Regions from separate parts of the Homo sapiens genome. Here region 1 is linked to region 2. The links are chromatin loops, found by intact Hi-C in ENCODE. Cell type or tissue: A673. All regions are shown on one strand. Each heading gives the region's core, and the rest is flanking DNA. Links, peaks and the distances in the headings are about the cores only.

Region 1 (5,858 bases), core at 608-5,607, 110 kb after region 2:
ATTCACTCAGTAAAGCTCTGTGCTGCTGTTTGGTGGCACACACAGCAGAAACAGAGGAGGGAGACTGGCATCGTCCCTGCCTTCTTGGAACTGAGAACTGGGCAGGGGAGAAGGACTGGGCATTTCATCTCAATGGGGTCGGGGACCTCCAGGAGAGACATTTGGGGCTGGGAGAGTCTGGCCTTGGGGAGTCAGGGCAGGTTCTCTAAAGAAGTGAAGACTGAGCTGATAAAAGGAGAGGCAGCCAGGTGCAGTGGCTCACGCCTGTAATCCCAGCACTACGGGAGGCCGAGGCAGGCGGATCACAAGGTCAGGAGTTCGAGACCAGCCTGGCCAACATGGTGAAACCCCGTCTCTACTAAAAATACAAAAAATTAGCCGGGCGTGGTAGCAAATGCCCGTAGTCCCAGCTACTCAGGAGGCTGAAGCAGAAGAATCACTTGAACCTGGGAGGCAGAGGTTGTAGTGAGCCGAGATTGTGCCACTGTACTCTAGCCTGGGTGACAGAGTAAGACTCTGTCTCAAAAAAAAAAAAAAAACAGAAGGAGAGGCAGCAAAGGGAAAGTGGGCTGTCAGGGAAGAGGCTTCCCGGTGGAGGAAAGAGCCTGTGCAAAGGTCCTCAGACTACCAGGACCGAGGCTGGAGGAAAGGAGAGATGGCCTGTCGGACCAGAGAGAGAGGGAGCAACTCAGGTTGGCAAGGCAGGCATGGGTCAGACAACATGAGGCCTCATCAGCATATCTTGTGTGGTCCGCGAGGCTTCATCCTTAGAACAATGGGCCCCACTGAAGAGTTACAAGCAAGAGAATGAATCTCTTAGAATCACCCAAATGCCACCACCCAGAATAATAACTGCACATGCCTTGCTGTGTGTCCTTTGCAACTTGGGTCCAGGCACTCGCATTCACAAGCATAGAGCTATTGCCTTTTCGAATGCAGACCCACACGACACAGTCTTTTTTCCAGACTGCTTTTTCCTCTTAGCCATACATGGTGGACATCACTTCAGGTCAATGCTTGCGGCTCTGTGTCATTATTTTAATGGCTGCTTATTGTTCCATGACATTAAGGGATCAAACTTTGGCTCTCCAGCCTCCATCTATGGACATCGGGGTTGTCTTGTTCTCCCTCCCTTTGTGGACACCACAACAGTGCCATCCTCACACATGCACCACTGCAGTTTTTCTTCAACCTCAGCGTGGCTGAATTCCCTTTTCCTCAACAATGTGGTCATCCCAAGGCCTGGCCTGCCCTTGATCTGAAGGTTTAGCATCTGAGTGCCAGTGGGGCTAAACAAGATGTATGGCTTTATTTGGCAGGGGTGAAGATGGCAGTTTCTACCCTGGTCCAAAGCAGATGGAGGGACCCGGAGAGAGATTAGAATAAAGAGGGAATTGGCAGCTGGGTCTTCCTTTGGGAGTGAGGGAGGCCAGCGAGGATGAATTAAATGTTTAAAAAAAAAAAGGTGAAATGAGCTGGAATCCAGCCATGGGCTCGTCTTGCATGTGACAGCAGCACATATGTCCGAGGAAGCTGGACTCTGTCACATACACTTTTCAGGGGAGCCCATGGTAGAGTGGAGAGGGGCACAGAGTCAATGAGGCCCAGCCCATCTCACCCATCCTCATCCACCATGCCCCAGCCTCAGCAGCCCTCCAATCTCTTATCCTGCCTTGCCCGGCCTGCCCCACCTCGGGACCTTTGCATGGGCTGGGCCCTCCACCTGGACTGCTATTTCCACATCTTTCCATGGATGGAGACTTCTCATCCTCAGGTCTCATTCATCTGTCCCATCTCCATGACGCCTTCACCAAACATCCTATTTAAAGCAGTCCTTCTGGCCAGGCATGGTGGCTCACGCCTGTAATCCCAACACTTTGAGAAGCGGAGGCAGGCAGATCATCTGAGGTCACAAGTTTGAGACCAGCCTAGCCAACATGGTGAAACCCCGTCTCTACTAAAAAATACAAAAATTCACCGGGTGTGGTGGCGGGTGCCTGTAATCCCAGTTACTTGGGAGGCTGAGACACAAGAATCACTTGAACCCAGGAGGCGGAGGTTGCAGTGAGCCAAGATGTCTCCTTTGCACTCCAGCCTAGGAGACAGAGCGAGACTCTATCTCAAAAAAAAAAAAAAAAAAAAGCCGTCCTTCTTCCCTGCAGCACCCCCACACTGTCTGTCAAATCACCCTCTTTATTCTCCTTAGAGCACCCATCAAAAGCATCTTGGTTTTTACTTTACCTGCTCTGAGTCCACCATCCCTTCCTAGGATGAAGACTCTGTGAGGACTGGGATCTTGTCTTTCTTATTTCTTATTCCCCATTGCCTAGCACACTACCTGGGACAAGGAGCCCACAATATATGTTTGATGAATGAAAGGATGAATGAATGGAGTCACATGGACCTGGGTTCACATTCCAGCTCTGCCATTATATGACCTTGGGTAAATATTTAACGACTTTAAGCTAGCTCCTTATTTTTAAAATGAGTATGATCAAAGCTCCCACCTCACTAGATGGTCATGAAGATTAAGCAAGATGATGCCTGTCATGCCCCAATCCCAGTGCCAGCTGCAGGAAGTGTTTTGTGCAGAACAACAGGGAACAGAGGTCTTTCCAGAGGAAATCTGGCCTTTTCATGAACCAGTGCCACATTCAGTTCTTCCCTAGGCTTCCAAATCCATAATTCTACCCGGAACAGGTACACCACAGGTCTCTTTATGGCTGCTGTAGACAGTTGAAGATAATTATCAAACAGGTTCTGGGGACCAAAAATCCAACAGGTGTGGTGGTGGGTGCCTGTAATCCCAGCTACTTGGGAGGCTGAGACACAAGAATCACTTGAACCCAGGAGGCGGAGGTTGCAGTGAGCCAAGATGGTTCCTTTGCACTCCAGCCTGGGAGACAGAGCGAGACTCCATCTCAAAAAAAAAAAAAAAAAGCCGTTCTTCTTCTTCTTTACAACCCTGCTCAAAGATCAGTTTTTAACAATTAACAGGGCCTCCGAGGCAGGTTCTGACTTACTCATTAAGGCAGGAAACAAGCCTCTCTCCACCGTCCACTTACAGATTTAAATACCAATGATTACAGCCAACTAGGGCCACTCCCACAAGCTGACCAGCAGGATTAATTTTTACAGAATTTAACCATTGTTGGATGTATCTATCCTTGAATTCTCAAATTCCCAGCAAGAAAACTTTGGATTTCTTTTATTAGCTGCTGCACATGCAGAGAAGACAACTCCTACATGCATGGGGTTGGTAGCAAAGAGACTCCTCTTTCAGAACAGCCAGGAGCCAGGTTGTTCTCAAAGCATCGTGCTCCCTCTGCTGGACATTGCCTAAACTGCAACTCCAGTATCCACATCAGCCCCCTCCTGAGTGCCTGCTACTTTACCAGGGACAATGGGGACACACGACGACCTTTTTTACTCCACTGAATGAAAGATAATCCCCTGCCACATGTGACTTTTATTAAGTTATACATGGGAGGTGGGAGTGCAGACTCTTAAGATAATGAGAATTAAGGCTTTTGCCAAAATGAGGCCACACCTCGAAATCCTTTGCTGTGGATTTCAAAGCAAACTGGCACCTTGAGGGGAATGGGCGGTGGGGGAGTGTTTGGGCTTGTTTATGCTGAGCAAGAAAGGGCTTCCTGTTGCTAAGAAGGCCGGATCTGAAGCTCCCAGAGCCTCCATGGGCTGCCAACATTTCTTACACAACCCCCTTTGATGGCCTTGGCGCAAATTAATGAAACTGCACAGAGGTGATTTCCCTGGAAATCCACCGGGCTGAGAATTCAGGGAAGTTGAGGCTTGAGGCAGAAAGCTGGGGCTGGGGTGCCGCCAAGCCTGGGACAGAGGGCAGCAGGCGGACGCTTTCCCCGGGGTGCAGAGGGGGGTCCCCGGTCACTCGAATACAGGGGTGGGAGGGTGGGCCAATGAGGCCCAAAATGAGATCACTAGCAAGACCCCATCAAGCTCACTCCTTTCAACCATACGTTTAGTTGTAGACGTTGCCTGCTAGAAACAATGTCTTCCCGTCATTCTTGATAAAAGTGGATTTTCTGCTGCTAAATTGAAAAGTCCCCGACTTTCCTTCTTGTCCTCTTCTGAACAGCTCTTTCCAACCCCCCTCCCTCCTGCCCTATGGAGATTACCCCTTGTTCACCATAAATGGCCAAAACCCAGACACAAGGCTGAAGCCCGTCCATGGGAGGACAGTTGAGAGGGTGACGGCATTCCACACCACGGAATGGGCCCAGGATGGGAAAGACGGTGTGTAAGCCTCGACGCCGGGCCTGGAGGGATGGCCAGGTATACTGAGTGAGAAAAAACCACACAGAAAAGTTGTACAGTTCCATGTCAGACACCCTGTAAGTGGCCAGCAAGGTTTCTAAGTTATCTGTATGAACAAGAGGACACACCCCAAATAGTCAGCACTTGCTACTTCAAGGGAGCCACGTTGTTTGACAGGGAGGGGAGACTGGGATGTCCTTTCTACACCTGGGTGTCATGAGTCTGGTAAGAAGAGGACCCAGCTCTTGCCAGGTGGGTCCCAGATGTGCCTCCGTGGAGCCTTTCCCTCCCTCCCACCTTGATTTCCCCTTTGAGCTGTGTTGTCAGCTTTCACTGGAACATAGCTCATGGCTCGTGGCATATTTTAGCACTCATACATCAGTCCTATTTGCCCTAGGTTTTGAACTTTGTAAGGCATGGACATGTCTTTGTAGCCCCTATAACTAGGCCAGCCTAGCCTACAATACATGCTCAATAAATTCTTTCAAACTCTCTGGAATGAGAAGAAACATTCAGTAAATGTTTCCTAGCAACTGGGAGAAGTGAATGACTTAGAGCACACCACAAATGGAACTCCAATTGAATTAAAGAACTAAATAGAGAGAACCAAATACTCAGTGCATCGCTGTGGTTCTTAAATTTCAGCAGGCAGCAGCATCACCAGGAGGGCTTGTTAGTTTCTGATTGCATAGGTCTGTGGTGGGATCTGAGGTGTGCTCTTTCCAGTCGCTTCCCAGGTGACGTTGATGCTCCTAGGCCAGGGACCATCTGCTGAGAACCGCTGTCCTATGGTCTTAGGGTAACTTACTCCATTTCAAGCAAAGGAATAAATTAAAACAGAAAAGGGAGATTGGACCAACAGTTCTGGGACTTGGTTACCCATCAGAATTAGGCCCACCCAGCGTGCTGAAACGTAGATTCCAAGGAGGTCACCCTCCAAAGCTGACGGTGGAGCCCAGGTGTCTGTATTTTTAAAACAAATACCCCCAAGCAAGTCTAAGTCACAGCCAGGTTTGGGAACTACTGATTCACCTACACATATTTCAAACTTCAGAGAATGGAAAACACCACCAGAATGGAAGATAAAGAGAAAAACAAGGGTGGATTTGCATGGAATAAAATAGAAGCCTGAGCGGCTCACTCCTTCCCTTCCTTCCAATCTCTGCTCACATGTCACCCTTTGAGAGGCCTTCCCAATCACCTCATATCTAATTGCAGCCTGACCCAGCACTTCCTGTTTTCTCTACCCTGCTCTAGTTTTTGTCTCTGTAATAGTAATTGCCACCTAACATTAGGTATTTACCCACTTTGATGCTTGTCTTCTGTCTCCCTCTAGAATGAAGATGACAGGAGGTAGAGAACTTGATCTCTTTGGCTCATTGCTATTCCTTGGGTGCCTGGACCATACCAAGCCTCAAGAACAATTTGTGGAGTGACAGAATGAACTATGATATCAGTAATTTGGGGTTCATTGAGTCTTGTTTTATGGCTTGGTAATGGTCCAGTTTTACAACTGTTTCCTGAATATCAATAAGGATGTGTCTTTGCTAACTGTTGAGTAC
Region 2 (5,858 bases), core at 287-5,286:
ACAGGGTTTCACCATGTTGGCCAGGATGGTCTCAATCTCTTGATCTTGTGATCCGCCCACCTCGGCCTCCCAAAGTGCTGGGATTACAGGCGTGAGCCACCGTGCCTGGCCTCTGCTAAAATTTTATATGCAAAATCTTATTTATTGAAGACAACCCTGTGATGTGTAGGTATTGGGGTCAGTTGGGTTATTGTCACCCTCTCCTGTTTCCATGTGATTGTCATTGCCTCCCACTAGAATAGATAGTGTGTTTCTGCCTATCAGGCTTGGCCAGGTGACTTGCTTTGGTCAGTGAGATCCAGCAGACATAATGTCATAAGAAACTTCCAGTGGGTTTGCAACATTTTCTTGACCTCTTGTTCTTCTGCCTTATTTCATGGCAAGAAAATGCCCCAGGTAGCTGCCAAGTACCAGAATGATAAAGGCACAAGGAGTAGATCTGAAGCCAATTGGCCTGGAGTCTGTACAAAACCACAGTCAACCCACAGGCCATGAGCAGGAAAAATAAATGTTTTCTGCTGTAAGTCATTGAGATTTTTAGATTAATACATAGCATCATTATAAATGAAGTTGGCTCATTCAGTGTATTAGTTTGCTAGGGCTTCCATAACAAAGTACCACAAACTGGGTGGCTCACACAAGAGAAATGTATTATCCCACAGTTCTGGAGCCTGGAATTCCAAAGTCAAAGTGTCAGCAGGGTTGGTTTCGTCTGAGGGCTGCAGGGGAAGGATCTGTTCTGGGCCTCTCTCCTTGGTTTGTAGACAGTCATCTTCTCCCTGCATCTCTTCCATCGGCTTCCTTTCCTTCCTTCAGAAAACGTGTCTCCGTGTCCAAATTTCCCCTTTTTATAAGGGCACCAGTATTGATTAGGGCCCATCCTAATGACCTCCCTTTAACTTGATTGTTTCTGTAAAGTCTTTATTTTCAAATAAGGTCACATTCTGAAGTACTAAGATTTGGGACTTCAACATACAAATTTTGGAGGGACATATTCCAACCCATAGCATTCGGGTACTATTTTTAATATCCAGTTTACTTCTGTAGAAATTGAGTTTCAGGCCGGGCGCGGTGGCTCACGCCTGTAATCCCCGCACTTTGGGAGGCCAAGGCAGGTGGATCACGAGGTCAGAAGATCAAGACCATCCTGGCTAATGTGGTGAAACCCTGCCTCTACTAAAAATACAAAAAATTAGCCGGGCGTGGTGGCGGGCACGGTGGCGGGCGCCTGCAGTCCCAGCTACCCAGGAGGCTGAGGTAGGAGAATGGCGTGAACCCGGGAGGTGGAGCTTGCAGTGAGCTGAGATCGCGCCACCACACTCCAGCCTGGGAGACAGAGCGAGACTCCATCTCAAAAAAAAAAAGAAAGAAATAGAGTTTCAGATAAAGTAACTTTTTCAAGATCACAGAGCAGAGACATGTGAAGCACTGAGCTTGAAGTCAGACATCTGACAGACTCTTTGTTCTTAAAACGTCCGCTATCCTGCCTACTCACTACTTTGCACAAAATGCCCATGGTGAATTTTTGGAAGCTGATGGGTTTATCTGTTATCTCTTATTCTCATACAGACGTATATAGACACTACTTATGAACATGGCTTTCTATTTTACTATTTTATCAGAAATACAGGAACTCTCATTAAAGCCTTAAAATATAAGGACTGGTATTGTGTAAGACTTCATTTATTAAATATTTCTGGAGCACCAACTGTGAGCTAGGTCCCCCAGAGGGCAATGATGAGAAAAATCATTCTCATTTCCTGCCCGTACCGAGCCCACAGTTAAATAAGGGTGACAGATGCATCAAACCATCAGACAGCTTCCTCTGAAATCACAGCTGTGATCCATATTACAAAAGGAAGTTACATGGTTCTATGAGAGTATAAAAGACTCAACAGTTGTAACCTAGTGAGAGATGCCAAGGGCAGCTAAGAAATCAAGAAACTAGCCGAGATCTCAAGTGTGAGGAGGAACCAAGTAGGCAAAGGCATGGGAGAAGAATATTCTGGAAAGTAGGGAGACAGCATATGCAGAGATTTAGTAGCAGAAGGGAGCTGATATGGTTTGGCTGTGTCCCCACCCACATCTCATCTAGAATTATAGTTCCCATAATCCCCACATGTCATGGGAGGGACCTGGTGGGAGGAAATTGAATCATGGGGGTGGCTACCTCCACGCCGTTCTCATGATAGTGAGTTCTCAAGAGATCTGATGGTTTTATAAGAGGACTTTTTTTTCCTTTTGCTTGGCACTTCTCCTTCCTGCCACCATGTGGAAGAAGACATGTTTGCTTCCCCTTCCACCATAATTGTAAGTTTCCTGAGGCCTCCCCAGCCATGCAGAACTGTGAGTCAATTAAACCTATTTCCTCTAAAAATTACCCAGTCTTGGGTATGTCTTTTTCTTGGGTATGTCTTTATTAGCAGCATGAGAATGGACTAATACAGGAACACAGCATACCCAATGAAGTGAAAAGAAGTCCAAAAACAAACAAATAAAAACAAAAGAAGTCCAAATCATCTAGAGCATGAAAATTCCAAGGCAACATGGCAGGAGACACATCTGGCAAGGTAGGTGTTACCAAATGTGAGCACCTACTTTTCAGCGATCCTATGCAGTAGGTACCATCACCGGCCTCATTTTCAGATGGAAAAATAGGCTCAAAACCTTCCCCTAGGGCAACCAGCTGGTACACAGGAGAGCAGAGGCTCAAACCCAAGCATGACAGACTATGGGGCCAGGCACTAGCCACCACACTGTGTTGTCACACAAAGCAAAAGAAAAAAGGACCACTACTTAGTGGAATAGCTGCTAAAATCACCACCCACACCATGATGGCAACATCATCATGAAGCCTCTTTTGGGCCTATATGTATCTTGTGACCACTGATATATTTGATGGTATTTTCACAATCTTGTTTTATCATTTCCTGGGTAAAATATATTATATTGAATTATACACAACTGCCATTTTTTATATATTAAAAAGTGGCCCACTCTTAGCAATTTCATGTTTTAACTTAATTAATATAGCAATGTAAATATAACATGTGAACTGTTGAACCAATGATCGTGAAATGAACTGGTGTGGCACTCCCATCTGGATAAAGAGACAGAATGTCAACAGTGCCCCAGGAGACCTCTGCGTCCCCTTCACAAGGACATGTGCCCATGGATGTGCCAAGGGCTGGGGAGACAGCAGTGGTCCACCCTCAGAGCAGATAAGAAGGAAAACGGGTATTTCCATGAAAAACGATCCACTTTTGAGGTCAGATATGCCGGGCATGTGTCTGCTCTGATTTGAGTCTCAACTCGAGGGCAAGAAGAGAGCCAGATGAAACATTTCTTCAGCAACTGCAACAGTGCTTAGCATCCATGTCATTTAGAGCAATTCATCACAGCTTTTCCACAGACAGTTCTGAGTCTTAATGAACTGCTGCTATCCAGCAGCCCTCCCTTCTTGAAGAAAACCCAACTTTCAGCCCCCACAGTAGAATGAATCACCTGGTTGACCATTGTCCAGGAGCCCAAGAAGGTCAAAAAGCAAGGCCCTGTGTTGGCCTCTTCCACAGTCACCCTCTTTGGGTGGCTGCACATCCTCTATGTCAGGTAAATGCTCTGCCCTGGGCCCACCCTGACAGCTGGGGCACCTGCGTGTTTAGCTTGGCTCTCAGCAAAGGCGCACTGGAGGCTGGTTTCCAACACAGCTTAAACACAATTAACTTTCATTTGATGTGGCCTGCCTCTCTCTGCTCCTAATGTTCCCTCAGGACCCGGGATCCAATAAAGTCCAGCATGTGACCAAGAAAGCCAGGCAGAGAAACTGACCAAATATTGTTCAATGTGATATTACAAACCTATGGGAAAGGAGTTTAATTAAAGACCACAACAATTCTTTGGGGAAATGTTTCTTTTATTAACCATTCCTGCCGAACAAAGCAGCTTTAAACAAACCCTGACTGCTTGGAAAGTGTGTGTGCCCGAGATTTCTTTTTTCTTCTTAATCTGTTCTGCTTTTTGGTTATTTGGTCATTAGGAAAATCAGAAGTGTCTTGGACTCAAGAAATCCAATTTAAGTAAGCTCATTCCACATTTATAAATATGAGCAGATGACATTTAAAACAGACAAACCAACAGGGACAGTTCTAAGTGTGAAATTGTAGTTCAGCATAAAGTATTACCATAAATATATAGAGGAGCTATTTGTGGATCAACTAACAAGTTCAGGGCATTTCCGTGAAATGTATGCACAGCCTGAATGTGGATAAGACATTTAAAAATGTAGAGGAAATGCAGTTGTTTTACGCTGTAGTATAATAAAACCACTAGTTAGTGTCACTGATATGATAGCACCAATTGCAAAACAGTGAAAAAGCAGAAATCAAAATGGAAGACCCACATCTGATAGAGCAAAGAAACTGGATTTTTAGGTATTATTGGAAAAGAGGAAATACCACTGAGGAGTTAAGACAGGAGTGTATGAATTTTTTAAAACTCAAGAAAAGTCAGAGGATATATAAATCTAAAATTGGCTCATGAGTACATTCAAACATTCCAAGGCTATGCAATACATTGGACGCACTGATTATTGAAGTCTCGCTCATGAAGAAAGTGTGTAGGACAAATGAAATAAATGTTAAAATGTGCATGTGATATGAGTTTGCTTTTCTCAAAAATGCCAAGAAAATATGCAAAGAAACAGAGTAAACATTCTGTAAAGATGGAATTCTATAATATTCTACCACCCACATTTCCATTACCAATAAATGCACTTGTTCCTAAATGATACATATAATATGACCTTCATATCTAGGTATATGTACCTTAGGAGACTGTTTCTTTGCCTAATCTTGAGTGAGTGACATGTGACAGATTGTATTTTCCAAAGATGGCTTTGGAAACATCCCCCATCCCACATACTCTTTTTGAAATGAGACCTTACAATACCTCATCAAGTAGTGGAGTTTATTTCTATGCCCCTTTGAATCTGGGCAGGCACCATGACTCCTTTGAACAGTGTAATACAGCAGAAGTAACACTGTGCCAGTTACACATGTCATCCTTAACTGGCCTGGCAGCTTCCAGTTCCTGCTTCTTGAAAGTCAGTCACCATGCAAAAAGTACCACTGCCCTGAAACCATCTTGCTCTGAGAAGCTGAGCCACATGGAGAGGCTTTAGAAAAAATTAGATAAATAATGGATGGATGGATGGATGGATGGATGGACGGACGGACAGACGGACGGACAGACGGACAGACAGACAGACAGACAGACAGACAGACAGACAGATAGATAGATAGATAGATAGATAGATAGATAGATAGATAGATAATGTCAAGAAACACTGCAGTACCAGGTATGTGACTGTAAAGGCTATCTTTAAAGTGGATCATCCAGCCCCATAGGCCCAGCTGACGGCCTGCAGGTCAGACTCAAACTGCCCCACCAAGCTCTTCCCAAATTCCTGACCCACTAAATCAAAAGCAGAACAAAATGGTTATCTTAAGCTACAAACTAGGTAGTTTCCTATATAGCAATAGATAACTTCAACATTGTCTTCCATATTGGACTTTACCCGGAATACATGTGCATTCTACCCAGGTTGAAAATCCTAAGGTTTTTACCCTTTCTTGAAATTTTGAGTCATGTAACCTTTTAATACTTCTTCAGAAATCTCGATGCTACCAACAACTCTAATGTTCAGTTTTCTTTTGTTAATGAATTAGGAGGAAATATCAGGGTTTTGCAAACTGCTTTCTGAAGACCCCCTTCATCTGCACACCTGGGACTGTTTGTGAAATATGCAGATTCCTGGGCCTCATCTCAACCCACTGAATACTCTTTGAGGGGTACAGCTT

The links. Hi-C counts contacts between places; a loop is a spot of excess contacts. Peaks named below come from ENCODE experiments on the same cell type or tissue, not always from the same donor. Only the 100,000 strongest peaks of a DNase experiment are listed, where the experiment ranks them.
Region 1: a loop joins it to region 2, with 2.1 times the contacts of the local background. A loop is called at or near these places in 3 of 110 quality-filtered maps.

What each region holds. Positions count from the first base shown.
Region 1 is chr3:73,098,723-73,104,580 of GRCh38, reverse strand. The region is part of intron 1 of LOC107986098 (a long non-coding RNA gene); the gene reads right to left. Among named protein-coding and RNA genes, the nearest start is that of EBLN2, 40 kb to the right of the region's middle. In A673, for the core only: a CTCF peak has its summit at 3,335 (motif pointing left); a DNase peak (open chromatin) is centred at 3,330.
Region 2 is chr3:73,208,771-73,214,628 of GRCh38, reverse strand. All of the region lies in intron 2 of LOC107986098 (a long non-coding RNA gene), which reads right to left. Among named protein-coding and RNA genes, the nearest start is that of EBLN2, 150 kb to the right of the region's middle. In A673, for the core only: a CTCF peak has its summit at 2,257 (motif pointing left); a DNase peak (open chromatin) is centred at 1,828; H3K27ac peaks cover 1,543 bases.